2 separate regions of the Homo sapiens genome follow, and region 2 is linked to region 1. Evidence: chromatin contacts called from ENCODE Hi-C data. All regions are on one chromosome and are shown on one strand. The core of a region is the stretch at or near the end of the contact, and the rest is flanking DNA. Distances in the headings are between cores, read along the strand shown. Region 1 holds the start of CLCA4-AS1 (CLCA4 antisense RNA 1). Region 2 holds the start of TMED5 (transmembrane p24 trafficking protein 5).

Evidence for each region. A loop is a pair of places that touch in the nucleus more often than their neighbours do. Pooled maps may share reads with other maps.
Region 2: a pooled map shows a loop between it and region 1 (5-fold over the local background). The contact joins the promoter of TMED5 here to the promoter of CLCA4-AS1 in region 1. A Hi-C loop is called at or near these places in 4 of 50 pooled maps.

What each region holds. Positions count from the first base shown.
Region 1 is chr1:86,703,243-86,708,177 of GRCh38, forward strand. It overlaps CLCA4-AS1 (CLCA4 antisense RNA 1), which reads right to left and starts at 1,251. Exons shown (of 5, transcript NR_135837.1): 1 at 365-1,251. SH3GLB1 (SH3 domain containing GRB2 like, endophilin B1) reads left to right here and starts at 1,334. Exons shown (of 9, transcript NM_016009.5): 1 at 1,334-1,729. The coding sequence starts at 1,658. RefSeq lists enhancers at 538-607, 1,172-1,673 and a silencer at 1,498-1,987.
Region 2 is chr1:93,177,759-93,182,460 of GRCh38, forward strand. It overlaps TMED5 (transmembrane p24 trafficking protein 5), which reads right to left and starts at 2,655. Exons shown (of 4, transcript NM_016040.5): 1 at 2,296-2,655. The coding sequence starts at 2,484. CCDC18 (coiled-coil domain containing 18) reads left to right here and starts at 2,966. Exons shown (of 29, transcript NM_001378204.1): 1 at 2,966-3,094. RefSeq lists enhancers at 2,036-2,185, 3,056-3,265 and a silencer at 2,716-2,995.

The DNA of each region.
Region 1 (4,935 bases), core at 1-2,500:
TTACAGCTACAGAGGGTGCAAAAGAAAGAAGTAACATTGTTGTTTTCCCAAGACTGGGAAGATTGAAACACTTGAGGATGAGGATTCAGGGACACCACTGTGTCCACCATTAAAGAATTTCCCCTTTAATGGTGGACACGGTGGTGTGATCCTTTTGTAGAGACGAGCATAGGTTATGGCAAATATACCTACTTTAAAAACAGTGCTCTGGGAAGAGAGTAAGTGCTTTTCCACATAAAGATCTAAAATAGACAATAAATGAGAAATAGGGTTTTTTATTATATATTCATTTTTCCATATTTCTGGAAAATGAAACAGACATGGAGTATTTCAAAGCTGGGAGAGATCATTATATTGGAGTTACCTTAGAAAGAGGGGGCTGTTTCTGCCACCACAACAAAGAATGAAACAACACAAATATTTACGTTTTCTTCTTGTCCTCATAATGCTTTTACTGCACTCGTCTTTCAACCTTTAACATCTACTGCATCTGTGACTGTTGTTTCAGTAAAACACGGAAGCTTGAATGTAAGCTCATTTCATTGCCTGCTGCACAACCACACAAAACAGCATTTTCTTATTCTTGAAATATGATAGCAACGTCTCCTTCCATGCTTGTACCTGTTTTAATTCCTTTCAAGCAGAGGCTGTATCGTGAAAGATGCTTAAGAAGTTACTTGGAACGACAGGATTTGGAACGGATGTCACATCATATTCTCATTTGTTATTAAAATTAGTCACGCTTAATTGTTAAGGACTATCCTGTGTCGCTCGCCATCTTTGTGTCCTCCACCTGGCACTTTGCTTTCACACAGTAGGCACATAGCGTTGAGGTCCCGGAAGGTTGTCAAGTAACCGGCCAGGAGCTTGAGGGCAGGACATTGTCTCCGACACTTGATTCAGTGCCTGGCACACAGGAGGTATTCAATTATGCTGAATGAATGAGCAACCGGCTCGGTGGGGGACAGTAAACCCAACCCTATTCCGCGAACGTTTGCTGAGCGGCATCCAGGCCTCAGGGACCAAGTGTGTCGCGCGGTGCCATACCGTGACCGGGACCTGTTATTTCTAATGTCCAGATATTGTAATTCTATGCTGTAACTCCTATATTTCCTCTTAAAACAAAAAGAGAAATGTGGGTCGTGTTCGCTCTGGGTTCTCGTTAAGTGCAAGCATACAGAGGCGCCGAGACCCCGCGGCTCGCCCTCGCCGCTTCCTCCACAGGAGCCGGGCGGAGCTCCCGGCGCGCCCCGGGGCTGCGCCGCCGCAATCCTCAAGGGGTCGCTGTTCCCGCGATAACCTCGAGAAAGGCTCCGCCCCGCGGCCCGCGCTTGTTTTTCCCTTGGGACCCGGGTCCACACGGCGGGGTCGCCCGTCCATCTCCGGCTCGCCCGCGGGGCCCATCGTCGACGTTAGCGGCCGTTCTCCGAGCCGACTGACCCATCCTTGGCGCTGCCGCCGCGCGCTTGTTCTCCTCCCTCGCCCCGCCTTCATCCTCCCCGTTCACGGAAACGACAGCTGCGGCTGCGGGGCTGGCGCCGCCTCCCTCCACCTACCACGTCTGCCCTCGCCGCTCTAGCCCTGCGCCCCAGCCCGGCCGCGGCACCTCCGCCTCGCCGCCGCTAGGTCGGCCGGCTCCGCCCGGCTGCCGCCTAGGATGAATATCATGGACTTCAACGTGAAGAAGCTGGCGGCCGACGCAGGCACCTTCCTCAGTCGCGCCGTGCAGGTACCCTGGTGCTGGGGGGAAAAGGGGTGGCGGCGCCCGGGAAGGTTGAGGGAGGGGACCGCAGCTCGACGCGGCGCCCCCGGGCCTCGCCGACCACCCAGCGGGCCTGCTGCAGCCAGAGGCCTGGGAGATGGGCGCGGCCTGGTCCCCTCCCCGGGCCCGGCGGCGGATTTCTGCCCCGCTCCTGCCCAACCGCCGCTCCCTGGGAAGCGAGGCGGGGTGGGGACGGGGCCGGGAGCTTCCTCCCACCCCTGGGGAACACTAAGGCTGCACTGTCCGCCTTTCTGATACCACGACGTCAGTGCTCCTGTGGCCTCCACCCCGGGGCTGGCGGAGGCTTGCGAGTCCTTTGCGGTAACCGAGACACAGGCCATTCTTGCACTACCCCCCACCCTTTCCTTTCGTCTCTCACCCTCCCCTCGGAGTCCAAGAAGGGAGTTTCCTTTTCCTGTCCTTCAACCCAGAGAGCTGCCAACACAGTTCCCTCCGGCCCTCTTTCTCCCTGAAAGGACTGTCCTGGGCTTGGCAGCCCGCGGGGGAAATGGAGATCGCCAGTTGGCGTTGAGACTTTGCCAAGACCACAAGAAACCTAGGGTTGGGGGGTTTTCACTCTTTTTCAAAATGGGAAGCACCAGCTGTAGATCAAGGAGAGATGCGGGGATATTGTTATGGCTGTAGTCACAGTAGTATGTTTTAAATATACTTTAAGGGGAAAAGTTGACTACCTCTCGATATTCTACAATCAAGGAAGTGTCAGTACTAAGGAACTTGGGCCGTTTCCCACAGTCATCACCCATGTTATGCCAACTCAGTAAATCTGTGAACAGATGTAAATTTCACAACATGAATTATAAACAATCTGGTGTTTACGGTCACGGTAGCAACAACATTCTCTTTTGTAAAAAGAAAACAAAAATAATTTTCTAATATGCATACCAAATTGGTGCTGAAATGTAAATCTGTTCTGTGGCTTTACTACTTTCCTTGCCTTTGCCCCAATTTTGTTGGCACAGTTGATCCTACATTGCACTATCCCTGGCAAAAGAGTAGTAGAGCTAGAGCAAGGTAATAGCTGCCTATATTATGAAAAACCTGTCAAGCACTTTGTAATGCATTTGACATATTATCTCCAGTCTTTTCCATAACTTTGCCAGATAGATGTTATTAACCCCTTTTATATATGTGAGGAAGCAGCCTTACTGAGGTTAAGAAACTTGCACAACTAGTAAATAACCAGGTGCTGTCTGACCTAGTACTCCCAGCTGCTTTTTCTTCCGGGATAAGCATTCCAGATTTAAGATAGCTAGAATAATAGAATGCTGTGGCCTAGAGAGACCTTAAAAATCATCTGGTTCAATCTGAGCATTTCCATATCAACAAGCAAGTAACACTTTAGAGATGGTAAATTCCTTCTAGCTTTTGATTTCTAAGTTCTAAAATCTGCATGGTGAGTAATAAGCTAGCTGCCTTAACCCTTTTCTTCCCTTCCTTCCCTAAAATATGATATATTGTAGACGTTGAGCCTTTATAGTTAAAATAATGTTTTGATTTAAATTCACTAGCTTCTAATAGTTCAAAGACAAGGTGCAAGAAGAATGAGTGATTGAGGGTGTGAAATGAATTTTGATGTGTGAGACACTTGTACACTTTTAACATTGACTGCAATAGAGGACTAGAGCCCTTGGTATTTTTGTTTGTCCTAGTGCTCATTACCTATAATTCTAGATGCTTATGAGGATTTGACACTGTATAATGCTACTCTTTTAAATACAGTTAAATATGTTTCAGACGTATAACTCACACCCCTTAAAGAGGACACATTTACTAGAATTTAGTCTGATTTAAATTGTGGATAGACTCAATTTAAAAAATTAAATCTAGCAAAGCTCTCAAAATGTGTACTTCCCAAAGAATTTTAATTCCTTGTTTCAAATTCTTTAGGAAAAAGTTTTAAATTTTATGCTAATCTGTTAGCCATCAAATAATTTTCTTTTCAGTTTTAAATATTTAAGTGTCTACTGCATGTCTGATGTCTGCTTGTGGCTACTGTGGACACTGGTGATACAGCAGTGAATAAAATCAGCAAAGTGTCTGCCCTCCTGAAGCTTACATTGTAGCGGAAGATAAGCTTGTAAATACATCAGGTGGTGATAAAAATCATGGCCAGAAGAATAGAATAACGCAGAGATGGTGGTTGTTAATATCTTTATTAGTATTTTCTAACATTAGTATCGTGTATAGATAGGATGGTCAGGGCAAGTCTTTCTAATAGGATGAAATTCAAGAGACCTCAAGGAAGTGACAGACCTAGTTTTTTTTGGAATAAAAGTATTTCAGGCAGCAGGAAGAAGTACAAAGACTGAAGTTTCAGGGGCATTAAGGAGACCAATGAAGGAGCTGTGGCCATAATACACGTAAAAGGCGATTGTAACTTAGATTACAGTGGTAGCAGTGAAGGTTCCAAATTATCCAGTATTGGCTGTTGGATTGGCTGTGAGGTATGAGAGAAAGATGAGTTAAGGATGACTCCAAGGTTTTGGCTTGAGCCGTTTATTAAGGGAAAAATTTTAGGAGAAACAGACTTCTTTAATGTGTCTGTAATTGTTAGAGATACATACTGAAATGTTTATGGATAAACTTATATCATATCTGAGATTTGGTTTTTACAGGGTATTTTTTTTTTTTTTTTTTTTTGAGATGGAGTTTGGCTCTTGTTGCCCAGGCTGGAGTGCAATGGCGCGATCTCAGCTCATTGCAACCTTCGCCTCCCCGATTCAAGCCAATCTCCTGCCTCCGTCTTTCAAGTAACTGGAATTACAGGCAGGCTCCACCACGCCCAGCTAATTTTGCATTTTTAGTAGAGATGGGGTTTCACCATGTTGGTCAGGCTGGTCTTGAACTCCTGACCTCAGGATCCACCTGCTTCGGCCTCCCAAAGTGCTGGGATTACAGGTGTGAGCCACCACACCAGTTGAGATTAGCGTTTGAATATTTCAAAAGAAAAAAACAGAAGTCGCTGAAACAACAGCAACGGAATGTTGATAGTTGTGGAAGGTTGGTTATGGGTTCATGAGGTTTCATTATACTGTTATACTTTTGTATGTTTGACATTTTCCATAATACTTTTTTAAAGATAAAATTTGTAAGAAAAAAAGGATGCTTCTAAAATAGAACATGTGAAATTTGGAATGCTGTGTGGTAGTTTT
Region 2 (4,702 bases), core at 1,405-3,904, 6.5 Mb after region 1:
CTACTTTACACTGAATATGAGCATTTATTAACTCATGCTTTTTCAAATCAACTCTATGATGTAGTTACAATTATTATCTCTATTTTACAAGTGAGAAGATCACATAAGTTTTAAGTAGGCAGAGTCAAGATTTGAACCCAGGCTAAGGTTAAGAGCTGGTGCTCTTAACTATAAGAGGACAGTAGTTAAAATAGATATCTTCCCTAATATGTGTGTAAATACTGAAGATTTTTTTATTAATACAAATTGTTTTCTTATCTAGACTATTTCACTAGCCCTCTAGTTAGTTTCCTTGACTCTAATTTTGCTCTCCTTAAATCCATTTTCCACACTGCATCCAGTGATCTGCTTAAATCTTAAATGGACTTGTACAAAATTAAGGAAAACCTACTCAGCACGGCAAACAAGGCTATGATTCATGCTTAATGACCCCAGCCTTCTGGCCTCTCCGATGTCCTTTTCTGCTACTCCCACCCTAGACTTTATATGTCTTAAAGTCTAATACAAACTCAGTACTTGTAGTGTCCACTACACACTAACCATCCCCACTTACACTATGTATTTTAAGAACTATGGATCTTTTTGTTCGCTTTTCTGAAATGCCCCTTGTTCCTGGCATTTTCGTCTCAATTAAGCATCTTTCTGGATTAAATTTTATTTTCTCCAGGAATCCTCTTCTGAAACCCTTAGAAGTGACCCTCCTCTACTGGTACTTAGCCATCCTTTATTGAAATTACCTGTTTATGAGCCAGTAACCTTTATTAAGCTCTTTGAGAAGAGGGATTCTTTCTTTCTCTTTTACCTACATCCCGCACAACCCAGCTCCCCCTCCGTCTCCCCCACCTCCATGCACAATTCCTGGCACGTGTTAACTGTTCAGTAAATGTTGAACTTTTGAACTTTACTGGAAATCAAGAAACACTGAGTTTTAGCCTCAGTTTTGCTCACTATGTGATTTTAGATATTTTATTCTCTGTGCTTATCGTGTGTATCTATATACAACTTAATCCTAAAGTTCCATCGTATAAAAAATTCTACAACTTTTTATTTTGCTCTGTATGTGACAGTACCTGGTATTTAAAAACAATTCTCTACATCAACTTAAAAAATTAACATTTGATGATTATAATTAACTTCTAAAAAACTGAAAGATGAAACACATCAATGCCTTTTCTTTCCCCCCTGTACTGCTACCTGAAAACATCGGAATTTGCTGTGGAACGAACAAGATTTCTTCTAAGAAATTACCCCCTACCACCATGACTACATAAAATAAGGTAATTCCCAGCAAGAATATTATGCAGATACTAAAAAGAAAACATGCTAGGCATGGTGGCTCACGCCTGTAATCCCAGCACTTTGGGAGGCCGAGGCGGGTGGATCGCCTGAGGTCGGGAGTTCGAGACCAGCCTGGCCAACATGGTGAAACCCCGTCTCTACTAAAAATACAAAAATTAGCTGGGCATGGTGGCGCACGTCTGTAATCTCAGCTACTCGGAAGGCTGAGGCAGGAGAATCGCTTGAACCCGGGAGGCGGAGGTTGCAATGAGCCGAGATAGCGCCACTGCACTCCAACTCTAGCTTGAGCAACAAAGCGAGACTCCGTCTCAAAAAAAAAAAAAAAAAACAATGACACGAGGGAAATGCTTACAATGCTCAATGAAAAAATGAAAAGAAAGGTTATAAAGTTTTAATATACGATTTGATCTTTTGAAAATAATGGATATATAACTTAAACGGAAATGTATCATTAAATATAGCAACAGCGTCTTCCAAAAAATTTCAAAATCGGGCTTAATGCCAATTACACGATCATAATCCAAAAACCCTTAACTGAAGCAAAGACAGTGATTTGTAACATCTGAACTGTGTGAAAGGGGTGGGGGTGATTCAAACAAGTGTCATCACCTTGTCCAATGATGAAGGAGAACGTGTATCAGTTCTGCATTGTGAAATTCTCAGTATGAGAGCGTGTAGTGGCTAAGAAAAGCAGTGGGCGAATTAGGAAACAAAGAGAAAAGCCAGCGACATCACCAGTTCTGGCCTCCTTCCCACCGGAGGAAAGGGGAGAAGGCGGGTAGTCATCAATTCCAGGTCCAGCCTAAGTTCTGGGTCCCCGGCCCCAGCGAGAGCCTCGCCTCGCCTCGCGCGCCTGCGCGGAGCGGGCTGGCTTCCTGAACGGCCCTCGCCTCTTCACCACCAGGGCCGTCCACCAGAAGTTTCTAAACGGGTGAGAGGCGACAACGCAGTGCAGCTGGGTTAAAGGAAGGAGGCTGGTTTATCCTCCGCACTTACTTGGTACTCGATCTCCAGCGAGGCCTTCAGGGGCATGGGCTGGTAGAAGCACTCCTTCTGGCCGGCGGGAAGGGTAAAGGTGAAGTCGCTATCGAGGGAAGGTGTGAAGCCGGCCGCCCCAGGCAGCAGCACCGGAGGCAGAGCGGCCAGAAGGAGCACGGGGAAGGGCAGCCAGATCTTGTCGCCCATCCCTGCTGGGGCGATCCCGGGCTGAAAGAGGCGTCAGGTACTGTTGTCTCCGCTCCGCGTTTCCTCTCTGGACTCCTCGTGGTTGACAGGGAAATCTGGAGTCTGAAGAAACTCCAGGTGGCGGCCGCGGCGGCGGCGAACACTCCCTCCGAAAGAGAAGCGCAGTTCTCCAAAGGGTAGGGACTCTGGGCGGGGCTAGCAGTCCTATTCCGCAACCGCCTCAGTCTCGGCCCCCTCAGGCCAGGCGTGAGCGCCGCCCGCCTCTCCCCCTGACGGCCTCCGGTTCCCATGGCTTCCCCCACCAATGGGCATCATGGCGGTAATTGTGGGAAATGTAGTCCCGGGCGGGCTCCGCTAGTGGGCTCGGGCGCGCTCGCCGACCACGATCCCCGGCAAGCCCCGCGCCTTCGGCGGCGCCTCACGCAGTCTGCGCCGGGGCGGGGCAGTGACCGGGTAGGCGCGTCCCAACGGCTCCCGCGGCGGTTCGAATTCTGTGCTGCCGGGGTTCGCTGGTTCTCCGAGTTGTGTCCGAGGCTTCCACGCGCAGGGGCCCGGGAAAGGGTCAGAGGCTTCCTAACGCAGACTCGAGTGCGAAGCGCGCAGTCGCCGGGTGGGTCTCTCCCCAGCGACGATTTGGGTGGTGAGCGACTGCGCCTTGGCGTGGGGAAACCGGCTTACCTGGGGGAGTTCTGTTCCTTTCCCTCCCGGCACCTTGGATGCGCTGGGACTGGTCCTCGTGGTTGCTGAGCATGCTGCTCTGAACGGTTGTATTTTATTTGATGAAAAATAGGAGGCCGGGCGCAGTGGCTTACGCCTGTTACCTCAGCACTTTGGGATGTCGAGGCGGAAGGATTGCTTGAGCCCAGGAGTTCGAGGCCAGCCTTGGCAATATGGCGAGCCACTGTCTCTATAAAATTAAAAAAAAAAAAAAAAAGAGGAAACTGTCACTTCCGTCCCCCACCCCCGCCCCCGCTTCTTTCAGACGGATGTAAGATTAGCTGTGTCAAGCGATCTTGAGACAGGAGACTACTACATAAAGTTATGACTTCTTTCCAAAATGAGGAATCTTTTTCGACTACAGCCCATTGTATCACATACATAGGGTATAAAAGAACACTTGTCCTTCGTTTGATGGGTGTGCGTGTGCAAACCTACAAACACATTGTTAATTAGGGCCGAAAGATGATGTTGTTAAGGTCGGTGAGTAGGATGATGTGCTTTTCTAGGTATGCATAGTCAGTGAAGATAGCCTTTTTTGGGTAACTACTGTAAATTGAAGTTAAGGACATTCATTTGACAGTAAATGTCCCACTAGGAAAATGAAAACATTTTAGTATCAAATATATTCATTGCTACTGCAGAAGAGTTAGGGAGTTCTTTCTTTTTTTTTTGAGACCGAGTCTCACTCTGTCGCCCAGGCTGGAGTGCAGTGGCGCGATCTCGGCTCACTGCAACCTCCGCCTCCCAGGTTCAAGCAATTCTCTGCCTCAGCCTCCCGAGTAGCTGAGATTACAGGCGCTCGCCACCACCCCCGGCTAATTTTTTTGTATTTTTAGTAGATACGGGGTTTCACCATCTTGGCCAGGTTGGTCTTTAACTTTTGACCTCGTGATCCACCCGCCTTGACCTCCCAAAGTGCTGGGATTACCGGCGTGAGCCACCGCGCCCGGACTGGGAGTTATTTCTTGCATGGCAATACACAGATGTTGAACTAAAACCTGATTTAAGATGAAATATATAGTACCAAATGGTATTATAGAATTTGCCCAATTTTCTCTACCCTTTTCTCCTTCACCATCCTACAGAGAGCTAGAGATGTTGAATAGGTAAAGCAGGATGGGGACCTGATTTATTGACTTGTCTGCGAGAGTCTTGTCACTTAAGCAGAAGCAAATTTGTGGAAACAAAAAAGGGAAAGAGGATAGAACCAGTTTGTCTATTAAGATTACATAGTATCTCATTTAATTTCCTGCCACTTTCTTTCCATAAGGTGGGAGTTTTCTTTTTAATCTTCCTCCCTACATCTGAGAATTTTTGAGTGGGGAATAAATGTAACATACCATTCTAACTGGATGAGGGAAGGAAGGACAGTTTAGTATTCGTTAATTCATTCAAAATATTGAGCTTCTCTAAGTACATTGCGGTCCTGAACGTAATGCACAGGACTTTTAACCTTTTGGAACTTGGGATGGGATCAGAATGCTAAGAAGGGCGTTGA